Linked DNA regions of Homo sapiens: all the other regions are linked to region 2. The links are chromatin loops, found by intact Hi-C in ENCODE. Cell type or tissue: OCI-LY7. All regions are shown on one strand. Links, peaks and the distances in the headings refer to the core of each region. The heading gives the core; the rest is flanking DNA. Region 1 overlaps BAHCC1 (BAH domain and coiled-coil containing 1). Region 2 overlaps SLC38A10 (solute carrier family 38 member 10). Region 3 overlaps NPLOC4 (NPL4 homolog, ubiquitin recognition factor).

Region 1 (5,347 bases), core at 95-5,094, 180 kb before region 2:
CAGCTATGGGCAGTTCCCACTCCCACTCTAGGGCCGGAAGGGCCTACAGCCTTGCAGCGGCCCCTTCCCTAGTCCTGTCTGCTCTCTGCCATACACCCCTGCTCCCACACACGGCCCCTCACCCCAGGTGGGCAGGCCCCCGGGTGTCCAGGCTGTGTTTCAAAGTGCAGCTCCCGGGACATGAGTGGTTGCGGGGCGGCACAGCAAGAGATTCGTTCTTGGAGCTGGAGTGCCCAATCCTTGGGGCCCCCTGAGGCTTCAGAAGCTCAGCCTCTTCCCCATCCACAGGCCTGCAGGGAACTGGCCCAAGTGGTGACCCACAGCTGCCTCAGGGGCGGGCCGGGCCAGCTCCATCTGTTCCCAGGCTGAGCAAGGTAGCTAAGAGCGGGAGCAGGTGCCAGGTTCCCATGGGAGCCTCCAGAATGAACGCAGTGGGCAGCCTGCCCAGGATCCAGGCACCAACCCCACAGGGAGGAGCGCAGCCTTCCTGGGGATGGGGGGAAGGGTGGGCCTGGGGATGGGGGGGGAGGTTGGGCCTGGGGATGGGGGGAAGGGTGGGCCTGGGGATGGGGGGGGAGGGTGGGCCTGGGGATGGGGCGGAGGGTGGGCCTGGGGATGTGGGGGGAGGGTGGGCCTGGGGATGGGAGGGAGGGTGGGTCTGGGGCTCGGGGGGAGGGTGGGTCTGGGGATGGCGGGGAGGGTGGGCCTGGGGATGCGGGGGAGGGTGGGCCCGGGGATGGGAGGGATGGGGTCTGGGGCTCAGGGGAACAGGTGGGCCCGGGAGGGTGGGTCCAGGGCTGGGGACGGAGGTTGGGTCCAGGGCTGGAGGGGAGGGTGGGCCCGGCGATGGGAGGGAGGGTGGGCCTGGTGATGGGTGGGAGGGTGGGTCCGAGGCTGGGGCCGCCCTCAAGCCACAGGGGGCAATGGACAGTTCTCGGAGCGTGGAGCTAGAAGCAACCACACGACCCCCAAAACCTTCGCCGGCACCCTGGACATCAGCTCTGGCTACCAGGGAACTCCCTTCCGCCTGTCCACCAGGACCTTCCTCACGTTCCCCAGGCAGCGTCCTTGACACATAGGTCATTGTACCGGGGCCACAGGCATGACACCAGCCAGCCCCACACACAGGCACACAGGAGACGGTGCACCTGCCGGGGCGGCTGCACCATCGGTCAGATCCAGGGATGTCAGCCTAGGAAGGCCGCACCCCATCCCCAGTGACCAAGGCCACTGGCCCCAGCAGTGGACAGCCGCTGCAGGACACGGGAGGGAAGTTGCTCTTTGTGTCTGTATCACATGGGGTCTGGACAGCTGTTCTCATGGGTGTGGCAGATAGAGAAACTGAGGCTGGGCATATGAACTCGAAGCTAAGACAGCTCTGGGTCTGTGACGACCCCTGCCCTGCCCACCTGCCCTGCACATAGCAGGGGCCCATGCCGCATCTGCCACAGTCCTGCCCTGTCCTGCGGTGCCTGGGTGTGCGCAGGGGCTCGGGTGCAGCCTCCTGGGTCCCAGAGCAGCCTCTAGCCCAAGTCCCTGGCTAAGTCCCTGGCTCCTGGAGAGCAGGAGCTTGCGGGGCAGAGGGTACACCTACTCCAAAGCACGGCAGGTCAGAGGGCAGGGAGGGGATGAGGGGACAGGCTCTCAGTCACACACAATCCTCAGCCTCAGTTTCCTCAGCTGTAAAATGGGCGCAAGCACCACTGTGCTGTGCAGCATTGCCAGGGGGAGGCAGGTGCCATCCCAGGGCCAGGCTCATAACAGAAGTGCAGTCATCCTGCCCAACCTCAAGCCAGGGCTGGTCCTGGGAACCCTGAAGCTGCAGGGACCAGGCCCTTTATCCAAACCAGGGGTGGCCCTCTCCCCAACCTCCCTGGGGCTCAGGTTCTGCCACCTGGGATGTCCCTATCCTGGCTTCCCCAAGTCTGTGTCTCCCCTAGCCACCTCCATACAGCCCTCTGCCAGGTGTGGACCTGGGTGCTGGTCACCATGGCCACGGGATGAAACCCCTGCACTCAACAGTGACTGGCAGCACTCAGCCAGGCCGTGAACATGAGGCTATGCATAAAGTCTCAGCGGGCTGGGGGTTGGGAACTGCCAGGGCCTGAGGGCAGACTCCAGTGGGGACAGGAGGCTGGGACCCTGGCAGGGTGGCCGGCCAGGGCAGGCCACGGTGAGGGGCCGAGGGTATGGGAGGGCTGGCTCCCGAAAGCCATAGGACACCTCCGGAGGGGGGATCATAGGCCTGGATGGGGCAGCCGCCCTCTGGCTGAGAGAAGCTGGCGGGAGGTAGCCGGCCCAGCAGAGCCCCTCCACCCCCACGCTGGGATCCCCACGCTGTCCCCTCCACCCCCACGCCGGGACCCCCACGCTGTCCCCTCCACCCCCACGCCGAGACCCCCACGCTGTCCCCTCCACCCCCACGCCGGGACCCCCACGCTGTCCCTCGCATCCCAGCGGAGCCAGCTTGTCCCCACTGGCCCAACTCTCCCTCGCACATGGGCAGGGACAGCAGGTCTAGGCAGGGCAAGGGCCACACCCCCCACATAGATGTGGTAGAAACGTCAGTGCTGGGGTGGTCAGCGGGCCTGTGGGAGACAGACCAAGAAGCTGTTTTAGCCACCGAGGAAACCGAGGCCGGGAGAGGAAGGAGGAGCTGAAGGGGTCTGGGAGGAAGCAGCAGGTCCCTGGCAGGCATCACAGGAAGGATGGAGCTGGGGCCCCAGTACCTCTGAGGACACTCGGGGTGGGTGGGCGCTGGTGGGACCTCTGTCCCTTAAACAGATGTGGTCCCAGCTCCTGCTCACTCCCAGCAGCACCAGCGAGTCCTGAGACCTCAGAGGGGACGAAGGGGACAGAGGAGCAGCTGGCAGGATGCAGGAAGCTGCGGGGCTCCGTTGGCAGGGAGTGCTCGGCATGCGTAGCCCCGGACCCCCAGGAGCTGGCCAGGCCCAGTGAGAAGTGGCCGCTGGTGGGGCGTGGTTCTGACCAAGAGGCCGGCCAGGCGGAGAGCCAGCGCGTGTGTGTGCCTGCCGCCCCCATGGCTCCCCCCAGGTGGCACAAGAGACCACGAGTGGCCTCAGTGGGGATCTCAGCAGCCCCTGCCCCCACCCCTTCCCAGCTGAGCCCCCCAGGAACAGAATCCTCTTTCATTGGCCCTGTGGGTGGTCCTGGCCAGGCAGCTGGGGGGCGCGGTGGGGAGGGAGGGGACCAGGCCTGCTGACAATAGGGCCAGCTGTGTGTGCCCCCACCCCTGCTCTCATCCTCATCCACCCAGGACAGGCTGCCCAGCAGGAGCTCACCTCTGCCCCTGGCCAGTTCCGCCTCCCGCCCCCACCCCAAGCCCCAGAGAGGCCCACCGCTGGTGGGAGCGCGAGCCTCGGGTAAGCTGCGGGCCGGGAGGAGCTGAACAGACAGGCTCTGCCCAGGCCAGATGTTCCGGGCGGCTCCTCCAGCTCCGGGCTGCCTCTGCTGCACCCCCAGCTGCTCCCCCGGGGAAGCAGGAAGCCCTGGCCCGCTCGAGGGGCTGCCCTGCAGATGGGGAGAGAGGAGGCCCCGCTTGGCATGGGGGGTTCCTGGGGCTACCCCAACCTGGGTTCCTGGTGGCCTGCCCCACCCTGGCCTACCTACCCTCAACGAAAGCCCTGGGCTGGGGAGGGGGTGGCAAGCTGGCTTGGCCAGGCACCTGCCTCCTGCCCATCCTGGGCCACTAGGAGGAAACGTGGGCAAGGCCAACCGCCCAGGCAGCCCGCTGTGCCTGCTGGCCCCCACTCTCCGGCCGAGTCGCGTGCCCCCCACCCACCTCACTCCCCTTCCCCCATGAACACACACGGCAGAGAAACAGGCCCGGCGCACGGGGAGCCAGCTGGCACCCTGTCAAACTAGCAGCCAGGCATGCTGCCCGGGCAGCCAGCCAGCCTCTCACCCTGGCCCGCCGGCCCTGGCCTCTGCCGCTCAGCTCACAGCGCGGCAGCTCCATGTGGTCTGTCGGGGAGCACGGCTGCGTGGCAGGGAACCCCCGCAGGGAGGGGAGGGGATCCCGGGGGGTGGGACAACTGAACTGAAGGCAGAGCAGGGGACAGCAAGCTGGAGCACGGGCCTCGCAGGTGTGTGGCCTTGGAGGCTCTGCCACCCTCGGGGGGCACCCACACCCATCCTCAGCCCCGGGTGGGCCTTGCATTCTGGGGCCCAGGCGGGCGGCTCAGAGGCCACGCCCTGCACCCCCTTGTCCCGCCTCCACCCGTGCTGGTCCACCCAGCCCACTGTCCCGCACACGTGCCCACCCCCACCTGACACGGACAGCGGGAGATGCGTCTCGCCCAGCCAGGGTGCCAGGTGCCCAGCAGGGTGGACAGGTGAACCTCCTCGGTGTGACACAGCCAGGGCCACTGTGGGCACTGTCCTCTCCTCCGGCTCAGGCCACCCCCGCCTGGAGGAGCTACTTCCCTGGGACGCAGATAGAAGGGGCTCAGAGGCCCAGACGCCAGGGGCTCACGTCGACACTTGTGGCAGGACATTGGCTTCCCACCCAGCCAGGGGGACTCCCAAGGGCTCGGGAGCAGATGGAACCCACCGATGCCGGGCCCCATGTGAGGGGCTGAGAAGTGGTGGGGGTCCCCGGGGTGGGATGTGGGCAGCTCCGCCCAGGCAGCCGTTGGCACAAGGGGAAGTGAGTGTCTAGAGGCCGTTGTGGGTGCTGTCTGCCTGTGGGCCACCACACACCCACCCTCTGAGCAGCCCCCAGAGGGGCGGGACGGGGGCTCCAAGGCAGGTGGTGCTACCCACAAACGGCCCTCCTTGCTGCTGGGGTCCCCCAGGGTGGGTGGAGGGAGTGGGGTAGGAGCTCTCTCCTGGTGCAGAGAGCATTGGGGATGGGCTGGTGCCACTTCTGGGCCCTGACTAGGGGCCACCACTGCCAGGAGGGGAAACCAAGTCAGTGGTCCTAGGTGGATCTGTGCACCTGTGGCTGGGCCAGGACCAGGCAGCGGCCGTTGCGTCTGTTGTGGGGGGTTCACCACGGCTGCCGCAGGCCTCCCCTTCCTGCTCCCCCGGTGCCAGGCCACCCTCCTCCCTCCCACAGACATCCTGGGAGCCAGATGCTGTGGCTGGCCGGGGCGTTTGCCCACAGACACAAAAGGCTGAGGCGGGGTGGGGCATATGAGCCAGGAAGGCGGGGCCCCCACAGCCAGCCCAGGAGCCATGGCCAGCCTGGTCTCCCCTCCAGGAGGCCGCTAGTAGTGCAGGGGTGGGAGGAAGGGGCAGGGGAGTCTGGGCAGGGGAGTCTGGACCGAGGACCCCATGCTGCCCACCGCATCCCAAGGTAGCGGCCTCCCCTGCACCCAGGAAG
Region 2 (5,347 bases), core at 187-5,186:
GGCCTCTGTCACTTGTTAGGAAGGTGTGTGTTTTTGTGGGTGCCAGGAGCTGGGAACCTGCGTCAGCACCTGGCAGTGAGGAGCCGCTGGGACAGCATAAACACAGCATTCCTGGCACCACGTGCCAATGATGGTCACGGGTCGTGGTTTCTTGTGACTGGAGATGATTTTTTTTTTGAGATGGAGTCTCGCTCTGTCGCCCAGGCTGGAGTGCAGTGGCACGATATTGGCTCACTACAGCCTCCACCTCCCAAGTTCAAGCAATTCTCCCACCTCAGCCTCTGAGTAGCCGAGAATACAGGCGCGGCACCACACCCGGCTAATTTTGTATTTTTGTTGAGACAGGGTTTTGCCAGGATGGTGTTGAACTCCTGACCTCAAGTGATCCTCCTGCCTCGGCCTCTCAAAGTGCTGGGATTACCGGAGTGAGCCATCATGCCTGGCCTGGAGGCGATTTTTGAAGCCAAATGAGGGAGGATGGTTGCCCTGCGGCAGCACCCTCTGCTGGGTGTTCCTGGGGGCGTGCGTGGAGCCATCCCCCTTGGCCGTGGCCGCCTCTACTGTGGCTTAGCCGGGTGTGTTGCTGGCCTTCTAGGAGAAGAAATTCGGATGCCAGAGATCTCCTCCCTCCCGAGGAGCTCAGTCGTGAGCTGGCGGGGGCACTCCCCATACAGGGCCCCTTTCTGTCTTTGCGCAACCTGTGTTCATGTTGAGAGTGGAAGCGGCTGGCAGCACTCGGACGTTTTTCAGTTGCTGATTTTGAAGTTTTGTGTTAGTTTTACTGCAGCCAAGAGGCACTGCCGGCAAACTGTCCCTGACGCAAAGATGGGCTCCGTTGTGGAGAAGGCTGTGTGCATTGCCCGCAGACAGCTGCAGAGCGCCGGGCATGAAGGCTGTGAGTGCAGCCCTTGGCTGGTCAGCTGCTGCAGGCGGCGGGGAGCCAGGACACTCGCACAGCCTTCCTGCAGGTGCCCGTGCAATCCAGCAACACTTGCAGAACGCTGAGAGGCGTGGCGTTCCCGGGAGGTTCTCCAAAGGGACCTCTGGGGCAGCTCCCGGCTCACCGTGCTCACTTCCCGTCCCGCGGCTCCTGCACCCACACAGAGCTCCCCCTGGAGCCCCAGACTGGTCATTCACGGCCTGAGGAACTGAATTTTGCTCCTGCTGAGAAAATGACTGCTCTGAGGCAACTTGTCCTATGACAACGGAGATTTCCTTTGTTTTGCTATATTTTCCCTTCCCCTCCCCAGCCTCCCTTTCTTCACTTAGTAATCCATTGGACAGGCCCTCTTGATTGACAGTTATGGCTTGTTTCCGCATGGGGCCTCTGCCGAAGCCTAATCGTGTGATGGAGACCAGTATGTTTTCACCTGCTCAGGCGGGTGGCCATACGCTTATAGAATTGGTCACTTGGGCCAGGCGCGGTGGCTCACGCATGTAATCCCAGCACTTTGGGAGAATGAGGCGGGTGGATCACTTGAGGTCAGGAGTTTGAGACCAGCCTGGCCAACGTGGTGAAACCCTGTCTCTACTAAAGATACAAAAATCAGCCAGGCATTGTGGCAGGTTCCTGTAATTCCAGCTACAGGAGGCTGAGGCATGAAAATTGCTTGAACCTGGGAGGCAGAGGTTGCAGTGAGCCGAAATTGTGCCACTGCACTCCAGCCTGGGCGACACAGCAGGAGTCCATCTTAAAAAAAAGTTGAATTTGTTACTTTAACTAAACTGTAGAGCCTAGCGTCTGCTTTCTGTTAACTAGTTTATTACCCAGTAGGGTGGTACCTTCCCTCTACAGTTTGTCTAGGACTCTCAACTCCAAACTGACAACAGTGTAACTGTCTGTTTCCCTAGACTAACATATCAGGCTGCTCTTAGAAGGCTGGTAGAAAGCTAAGCTAATTGTCCCCATTTTCTTCTCCTATGGGAGCTGGTGAGGCCCCATCTGCTGCTCTGAACTGGACTCTGTGTGAATTCTTCCTCAGACAGCTTCACCTGAGTCCCCCTCGGCTGCAGCGCCTGTCTCAGTGGACATATGGCCTTGCTGGGACAGGGAGGTGGTGATGGCGGTGGTGGTGGTGGTGACGGAGGTGACGACGATGATGGAGGTGATGGCAGTGACGGTGGAGGTGACGGTGATGTAGGTGATGATTATGGAGGTGGTGGCAATGATGCAGCGATGGTGGTGGGGATGGAGATGGTGGTGGTGATGACGATAATGGAGGTGATGGCAATGATGGTAGGGTTGGCAGTGATGGTGGTGATGGTAGTGGTGATGGTGATGATGATGGTGATGGTGGTAGGGATGGAGATGGTGGTGATGATAGCGGTGATGGTGATGATGGTGACGGTGATGATGATGGTGATGGTGGTAGGGATGGAGATGGTGATGATGGTGACGGTGATGATGATGGTGATGGTGGTAGGGATGGAGATGGTGATGATGGTGATGGTGATGGTGATGATGGTGATGTTGGTGGTAGGGATGGAGATGATGGTGATGATGGTGATGTTGATGGTGGTAGGGATGGAGATGATGGTGATGATAGCGGTGATGGTGGTGGTGGTGGTGGAGGTGACGGTGATGACGGTGATGATGGAGGTGATGGTAATGGAGGGGACTGTGGGAGAGTGGGTCGGTGGGCTCGTGCCGCCATCTGGTGGTAATGACTGAGTATTACATGGAGTCTAGTTCTCCCTGCCCCCAGTTAGGTGTAAATCGCATTTTGACATATTTTTGTTGTGAATACACATGAAAAATGACAGTTTTCTGTGCTACTTAGCTGCTAATGATCGAACAGGAAAAAGAAACTGCTTTGACTCTGCCATTTGGCTGGAAAATATGGTAACAGTCCAGGGAGAGCTGCCCCGCTCCTGGAGCTGCTTGGCAGTGCAGTTCCCTAACTGTGCCCTGCTCCCAGCCCAGGATCCGGTTGTGGCCGTGGCTGAGGATGGCCGGGAGAAGCCGAAGCTGCCGAAGGAGAGAGAGGAGCTGGAGCAGGCCCAGATCAAGGGGCCCGTGGATGTGCCTGGACGGGAAGATGGCAAGGAGGCACCGGAGGAGGCACAGCTCGATCGCCCTGGGCAAGGTGCTGGGCACTGGCTGGGGGTGCGGATGGGGAAGGGCGGCCCCGGGTCCTCCTTTGCAGGCTGGACACCCTGCGGGGTGGCTCTCAGGGCTGTGTGTATCTTTTTCCCTTCAGCCCAGCCTAAGTTCTGGTCCTTTTTGTTTTCTCTGTCTTTCAATTCAGATGAATGTCCTGCCCCTCCCAGAGCAACTTGTTTGCAGCTGCCCCTGTTGAACTTTAGCATCAGCTGTGCTTGGCCAGGCAGCAGGGAGGCCGGCAGGGGAGGTGGTATCTGTTGGCCTGTGTCACACTGTTGGGAGCCAGAACCCAGGGAAGAACCCAGTTCTAATTCCCTGGGAAGGGAAGGAGGGGCCTCAGCCTGACCCCATCTGTCCCCCGTGCCCTTGCAGGGATTGCTGTGCCTGTGGGCGAGGCCCACCGCCACGAGCCTCCTGTTCCTCACGACAAGGTGGTGGTAGATGAAGGCCAAGACCGAGAGGTGCCAGAAGAGAACAAACCTCCATCCAGACACGCGGGCGGAAAGGCTCCAGGGGTCCAGGGCCAGATGGCGCCGCCTCTGCCCGACTCAGAAAGAGAGAAACAAGAGCCGGAGCAGGGAGAGGTTGGGAAGAGGCCTGGACAGGCCCAGGCCTTGGAGGAGGCGGGTGATCTTCCTGAAGATCCCCAGAAAGTTCCAGAAGCAGATGGTCAGCCAGCTGTCCAGCCTGCAAAGGAGGACCTGGGGCCAGGAGACAGGGGCCTGCATCCTCGGCCCCAGGCAGTGCTGTCTGAGCAGCAGAACGGCCTGGCGGTGGGTGGAGGGGAAAAGGCCAAGGGGGGACCGCCGCCAGGCAACGCCGCCGGGGACACAGGGCAGCCCGCAGAGGACAGCGACCACGGTGGGTGTCAGCCTGGGCTCGTGTCGGAAGACACTCCCCTCTTGGGCTGGGGAGGCTGGGCAGGGGCAGCAGAATCGATGGTTCCTCCCTCAGTCCCCAGTCTCTCTCCCTGCACCAGATTAGCATGCAAATGGAGCGGGCCCCGGCAGCTGGTGGGGACAGGAAGAGGCTGGTGGCTGACAGCTACTGTAATATCTGTCACACAGTTGTTTGCCAGACCACTAAATGTCAGGTGCCGCGCTGTGCTCGTGTGTCTGGGCGCACACGGGGGGCGGCGCGGGGGGCGCCTGACAGGTAACACGTTGTTAAGTGCCCGTCTAAGAGCTGCTTAGGACAGTTCTTGCATTTTAATTGCGAAGGCAGTTACCATTGGCTCATTGCCACAAGCCTATGAGGTTGTTAAATATTTTTTTATTGCTTCGCTAGTAATCATCAGGTTGAATATAAACTGTGCTGACGGGGGTGTCACTTTAGAAACATCTGCCACTTCCTTTTGTCCCGCCCTTGCCTTCTGTCCCCCAACCCCCCAAACCCTCCCTTGACTTTCCTGCAAAACCTTCTGAGTCTTCACCGTGTGTGCAGGTGGGAAGCCTCCCCTCCCAGCGGAGAAGCCGGCTCCAGGGCCTGGGCTGCCGCCCGAGCCTCGCGAGCAGAGGGACGTGGAGCGAGCGGGTGGAAACCAGGCGGCCAGCCAGCTGGAGGGTAAGGCCTCCGCCCTACAGCCGCCTGCCTCAGGCCCAGGGAGCGGCAGCCCCCTCCCCCAGCCCTGGGGTGATGCCCAGGTCATCCTCGGGAGCCCTGCCAGGCCCCCCTTCTCTTTCCAGCCGCCTGCTGAGCAGACCCCTCGGAGAGCTTTCTGCTCCCTTCCCATCAGCAGCTTGCTTTCTGGGAACCTTTTATCTGCCTTACTCCCCTTTAAACACCTGCGGCATCGTCACATGGCTTGTGATTACCGTTTTATCTCCCTTGCTCCCCTTTAAAACACCTGCGGCATTGTCACTTGGCTTGTGATTACCATTTCGTCTTTAAAGCAGGTTTGTTAACAGTTTTAACACTCGGAGTATTTAAAGCCAGCCAGGTGTGGGCGTGCCTGCACCCAGATGTGGAGGTTTATTTTAAGGCTGTGCCCCAAGGGGACCCAGTTTGGGGGTGGCTGTGCCCGCCCTGGTCCTAGCATAGCCCTGGCCCAGAGCACTGCTCCCACACCCTCGGGCCTCGGAGCTCGGCTGTGTTCATCTACAGGGATCTGTCACCTGTCCCTCCAGGAAAGCTCCTTACGCCTTTGCTCTCCTGAGAATAAAACTTGCTCTGAATCCTCCTCCAAACTTCTCGCCCCTTGGGTCTCAGCTGTTGGCTTTTTGCGACCCCTCCTTGTGGCCTCAT
Region 3 (5,347 bases), core at 119-5,118, 340 kb before region 2:
CACACATCAGCTGGGCCCTGCATGCCACATGTTTTGCAGCCCTGGTAAAAGGTGCAGCACAACCCGAGAAGGAGAGAAGCCGGGAGGCGTGTCGCATGTGTTTTATCTGTGGCTATAGTTCTCCTTTCTGACAAGGAGGCCCCCAGCACTCCTTGTGACCTAGAGCTGGAAGTGGAAGGGCTTGGGGTGCTGCTTCCTGAGCCCTCTGCTCTAAGTCCATCTTCTCCCTTTGATTCCCTGCAGATTGGTACACAGAACAGCTTGGAGCTTCTTGAGGATCCAAAAGCTGAAGTGGTCGATGAAATTGCTGCCAAACTTGGCCTGCGGAAGGTACTGAGGCATCCGGCAGCCAAGCAGGGGGCGTGGCCAGGCTCTGTTGGGCATCCAGGCCAGGGGGAGTTGGGAGAGTGGCCGGGCTGTGTCGGGTACTGGCTCTCTCCGGCTGCACAAGGTCAGGTGCAGGCACTATATGTTTTGAAACTTCACATATGTTTGTTGGGCACCAATAACCTTTATGTTCCTCTGACTTAAACTAAAATGAGAACATTTTCTTGAGCATAAAAAAAAAAAAATCCCAGTGCAGATCTGGCTGTTATATTTCAGCCTTCCAGCCACACTTCATGAGGACTGCTTCAAGTGGGAAACAGACCCCAGCCGCACCCCTGCTGGCTCCTCTGTGCATGTGTGTCCCTTCTGCCTGAGCTCTCCCTTCATGTAGCTTGGAAGCCGAGGACAGTCAAGGCTGACATTCCATTGACAGTGTTCATGTTCTGTGCCATGCACTTGGAGCTTCTGCTGCTCCGTCATCAATCATCATTTAATTTCCTGTTTATAATTTAGCTCTCTGAGCCTACAATTCTTCCTAGTTTCATGGAACAGTTAGAAGATGAGAAAAGGATTTCCTTTTTTATTCTATTGATCTGGTTTATCTGACATTGATACAGTTCCCAGGAACAATTTTAATAAATTAATGTAGAGCCATGAATTTGAACATATCTTACGAGTTTAATGTTAATAAGTATGTTTTATCCTTTATTTCCTAATCAACTCAGACCATGAAAAATAATCTCTAGATTATTTAATCTTCTCTACAGATGAAGCGGGTGAGACTGCAAATGTGACTTAAAACCTAGTAGTGTCAGTGAGCAGTCCACACAGTTTTACTGTCTTTAGGAAAGAAACATCCTGTTTCTAACAAGGAGTCAGCATCTTGATTTAGGGGCATATTTGGGTTCAAATTCTGGAAGTTCTCTTGTTTAAAAGAGATTGGTCCAATTTTTTGACCTAATTTGTTATAATCTTACAGTTCATAATCTTGAAATTACTTAAATAATTTTCTGCAAGACACAAGTTTCTCTTTTTATTTTATTTTATTTTTTTTTTTTGAGGAGTCTTGCTCTTTCACCCAGGCTGGAGTGCAGTGGCACGATCTTGGCTCACTGCAACCTCTGCCTCCCGGGTTCAAGTGATTCTCCTGCCTCAGCCTCCCAAGTAGCTGGGATTACAGGCACCCGCCACAACGCCCAGTTAATTTTTGTATTTTTAATAGAGACGATGTTTCACCATGTTGGCCAGGCTGGTCTTGAACTCTCGACCTCAGGTGATCCACCCGCCTTGGTCTCCCAAAGTTCTGGGATTATGGGCGTGAGCCACCGTGCCTGGCCTAAAATATGAGTTTCTAAGCCCTAATTTTTCTCAGTTTGATTTTGATTTTGCTTTATTTACTGCATAATTAACCCTTTAAGTTTCATTTTCTCTGTTGCCACCACCTTGGGTTTTTCATTCATTGGGGCATCTTTAAAGACAGTGAAAGTCTCCCAGTGGGCTAGTCATGTCTGCTGGGGGTGGATGGGAAGAGTTGTGTGTCAGGTAGTGCTGGAGAGGGTCATGGGCCGCAGATCCTTCCCGAGGACAGAAGTGACAATTGCCGGGACTCAACTGCTGCTCCTGTGGCCTCGTGACGGGCTTCTGGTGCAGGAATTCACAGGCAGAGGCGGGCCTAAGGATCACACAGCACACAGGCACTGCTACACTGAACGTGCAGGGGTTGCTGGGTCACAGGTTTCAGATCCTCATACCCTCAGATGCTTCCTTCCGGCCTTGAGGTGGAGCTCCCAGGAGCAGCTGTGTGAAGTCTGCATTATATTACCCCTTTTGTATTATGTGCCTTTCTCTAGGAATCCTTTTTCTTAGCTTGTCAGGAAAGACCTACTCTCTGAAATGTTTATTTGCTTGCTTGTTGTCTGTCTTCCTCTTGGGAGTTTAAGTGCCTTTTTCACTCACCTTCTGTTGGTCTCACTCACTGCTGTGTCTCTTGCACCCAGCATGGTGCTGGGCAGAGCTGGTGCTGAGGAAACTCATCTCTAACCCAGCAGCACCAGAGGGAGGGTGGCCAGTTTCTACTGAACAGAGATGGAGATCCCTGGGTGTGGCCTGGCATCTTACTTGAGGAACCTGTTGATGTAGATTCACCTGGCTCACAAAAAGGAGTTTCTGACTGAGAACATTCTTTTTAAGCTCTCTGGGCAGAAGCCAGAAAACATTCATCATCTATCTTTTTTTTTTTTTTTTTTTTTGAGACAGAGTCTTGCTCTGTGGGCCAGGCTGGAGTGCAGTGACGCAATCTCGGCTCACTGCAAGCTTCACCTCCCGGGTTCACACCATTCTCCTGCCTCAGCCTCCTGAGTAGCTGGGACTACAGGCACCCGCCACCACGCCCGGCTAATTTTTTTCTATTTTTAGTAGAGACGGGATTTCACCATGTTAGCCAGGATGGTCTTGATCTCCTGACCTCGTGATCCACCGTCTTGGCCTCCCGAAGTGTTGGAATTACAGGCGTGAGCCACCACACCCGGCCACGCCCAGCTAATTTTTTTTTTTTTTTTTTGAGATGGAGTTTCATTCTTGTTGCCCAGGCTGGAGTGCAATGGCGCGATCCTGGCACACTGCAACCTCTGCCTCCCGGGTTCAAGTGATTCTCCTGCCTCAGCCTCCTGAGTAGCTGGGATTACAGGCATGCGCCACCACCCCAACTAATTTTGTATTTTTAGTAGAGACAGGGTTTCTCCATGTTGGTCAGGCTGGTCTCGAACTCCCGACCTCGGGTGATCCACCCGCCTCGGCCTCCCAAAGTGCTGGGATTACAGGCGTGAGCCACCGCACCCGGCCTAATTTCTGTATTTTTAGTAGAGATGGGGTTTCACTGTATTGGCCAGGATGGTCTCGATCTCTTAACCTCGTGATTCTCCTGCCTCGGCCTCTCAAAGTGCTGTGATTATAGGCGTGAGTCACTGCGCCCAGCCATTCATCGTCTATCTTGAGGAGATGTTTAAAAGCTACTTTCCTTTTTTTAAGGTTGGCTGGATATTTACAGACCTCGTCTCAGAAGATACCCGAAAGGGTACCGTCCGCTACAGTCGAAATAAGGTGAGGTGGAGACAGGACTGTGCGTGTGGCCCTATGGCTTGGTTACAGATGGTGTTGGCCTGCATTATCAGGGTCTCTTTGCACCGCTGGTTCTAGCTTTCAGGCCCCATTATTTATTTATTTGTATTTTTTGAGACGGAGTCTTGCTCTTTTGCCCAGGCTGGAGTGCAGTGGCGCAATCTCTGCTCACCGCTAGCAATGCCTCCCGGGTTCACGCCATTCTCCTGCCTCAGCCTCAGGAGAAGCTGGGACTACAGGCGCCTGCCACCATGCCCAGCTAATTTTTTTGTATTTTTAATAGAGATGGGGTTTCACTGTGTTAGCCAGGATGGTCTTGATCTCGACCTTGTGATCTGCCTGCCTTGGCCTCCCAGAGTGCTGGGATTACAGGTGTGAGCCACCATGCCCAGCCCTCAGGCCCCATTATTTTTCAAGAAGTTCTTCTTGATCAATGAAGGCCGGATCTCTTGGTCTCATAGAGCTAAACCCATCTTACCTTTATAAAGCAGTGATTTTCAGGGCTCAGCCCATGGCGGGGTGGTTTGCATAGTGCTTCTGGCCTTTCTAGTCGTGAGTGGTTTTAGATGAGGAATTGGTAATGGTTAGGAATTGTAGATACTTGTTTCAAAGTGGTTTTGAGTTTTATAGTTTGGTTCTTATTTTTTATTTTTATTTTTTTGAGACAGAGTCTTGCTGTGTTGCACAGGTTGGAGTGCAATGGCACAATCTCGGCTCACTACAGCTTCCTCCTCCTGGGTTCAGGTGTGCACCACCATACCCAGATAATTTTTTTATTTTTAGTAGAGACCAGGTTTTGGTGTGTTGGCCAGGCTGGTCTCGAACTCTTGTCCTCAAGTGGACCTCCCGCCTCCACCTCTCAAAGTGCTGGAATTAGAGGTGTGAGTCACTGCTCCTGGCTTAGTTCTTATTTTTTAAAGAAGAAATAGAAGTATATTTTGGCATGATGCTGTAAAATTTGATAGGCTGCTTCTCTTGTCTTAGGACACCTATTTCCTAAGTTCAGAAGAGTGCATCACTGCAGGAGACTTCCAGAACAAGCATCCCAACATGTGCCGGCTCTCTCCAGACGGACATTTTGGATCCAAGTTTGTTACTGCAGTGGCTACAGGTATAACAGGGACAGTATGTACTGTAAATATTACCACCTCGTTAATATATTTTGTTCCTCTTTTTGGTAGCTTTTTATCCTTAACTTAGTTATACTGGACTTTCTTACTGGGCTTGTGGGATATAAATTCCTCCTTTCTTTTTATGGTAAAAATTCTGAACAACTTAACAGCATAAAACTATATAAACACAAACCCCAAAACTCATAACAGAATCAGGACCTCCACAGAGCTCTCCTCTAGGCCAGTGCTCTCATTAAAAGTCCACTTTTTTGGCCGGGCGTGGTGGCTCACGCCTGTAATCCCAGCACTTTGGGAGGCCCAGGTGAGTGGATCGCTTGAGGTCAGGAGTTCGAGATCAGCCTGGCCAACATAGCGAAACCCCATCTCTTTATAAATATAAAAATTAGCTGGGCATGGTGGTGGGCGCCTGTAATCCCAGCTACTCAAGGAGCTGAGGCAGGAGAATCACTTGAACCCATCAGGCGGAGGTTGCAGTGAGCTGAGTTTGTGCCAGTGCACTCCAGCCTGGGTGACAGGGTGAGCCTCTGTCTCAAAAAAAGAAAAGAAAAGAAAAAAAAAATATATATATATATGTATATGTATATATGGACAAGGATGTTCCCCTGGGCGACAGAGTGAAACTCCATCTCAAAAAAAAAAAGCAAAACGGGTTTTTTTTTTTTTTTTGACAGTCTTACTGTCATTTAGGCTGGAGTGCAGTGGCGCAATCTCGGCTCACTGCAACGTCCGCCTCCTGGGTTCAAGCGATTTTTGTGCCCCAGCCTTCAGAG

Evidence for each region. Peaks named below come from ENCODE experiments on the same cell type or tissue, not always from the same donor. Only the 100,000 strongest peaks of a DNase experiment are listed, where the experiment ranks them.
Region 1: a loop joins it to region 2, with 26 times the contacts of the local background. A loop is called at or near these places in 3 of 110 quality-filtered maps.
Region 3: a loop joins it to region 2, with 9 times the contacts of the local background. A loop is called at or near these places in 82 of 110 quality-filtered maps.

Annotation. Positions count from the first base shown.
Region 1 is chr17:81,428,066-81,433,412 of GRCh38, reverse strand. All of the region lies in intron 3 of BAHCC1 (BAH domain and coiled-coil containing 1), which reads right to left. Among named protein-coding and RNA genes, the nearest start is that of MIR3186, 20 kb to the left of the region's middle. In OCI-LY7, for the core only: a CTCF peak has its summit at 3,055 (motif pointing right); no DNase peak of the experiment used is centred there.
Region 2 is chr17:81,250,812-81,256,158 of GRCh38, reverse strand. It overlaps SLC38A10 (solute carrier family 38 member 10), which reads left to right. Exons shown (of 16, transcript NM_001037984.3): 12 at 2,919-3,086; 13 at 3,476-3,964; 14 at 4,547-4,666. Among named protein-coding and RNA genes, the nearest start is that of NDUFAF8, 14 kb to the right of the region's middle. RefSeq lists enhancers at 761-1,452, 3,811-4,478. In OCI-LY7, for the core only: CTCF peaks have their summits at 1,126 (motif pointing left), 2,468, 2,669 (motif pointing left) and 4,223; DNase peaks (open chromatin) are centred at 2,658, 4,138, 4,538, 4,978 and 1 weaker place; H3K4me3 peaks cover 2,246 bases; H3K27ac peaks cover 2,492 bases.
Region 3 is chr17:81,595,324-81,600,670 of GRCh38, reverse strand. It overlaps NPLOC4 (NPL4 homolog, ubiquitin recognition factor), which reads left to right. Exons shown (of 17, transcript NM_017921.4): 9 at 244-330; 10 at 3,355-3,426; 11 at 4,429-4,555. Among named protein-coding and RNA genes, the nearest start is that of NPLOC4, 39 kb to the left of the region's middle. RefSeq lists an enhancer at 2,133-2,252. In OCI-LY7, for the core only: no CTCF peak of the experiment used is centred there; a DNase peak (open chromatin) is centred at 2,070; H3K4me3 peaks cover 985 bases; H3K27ac peaks cover 1,311 bases.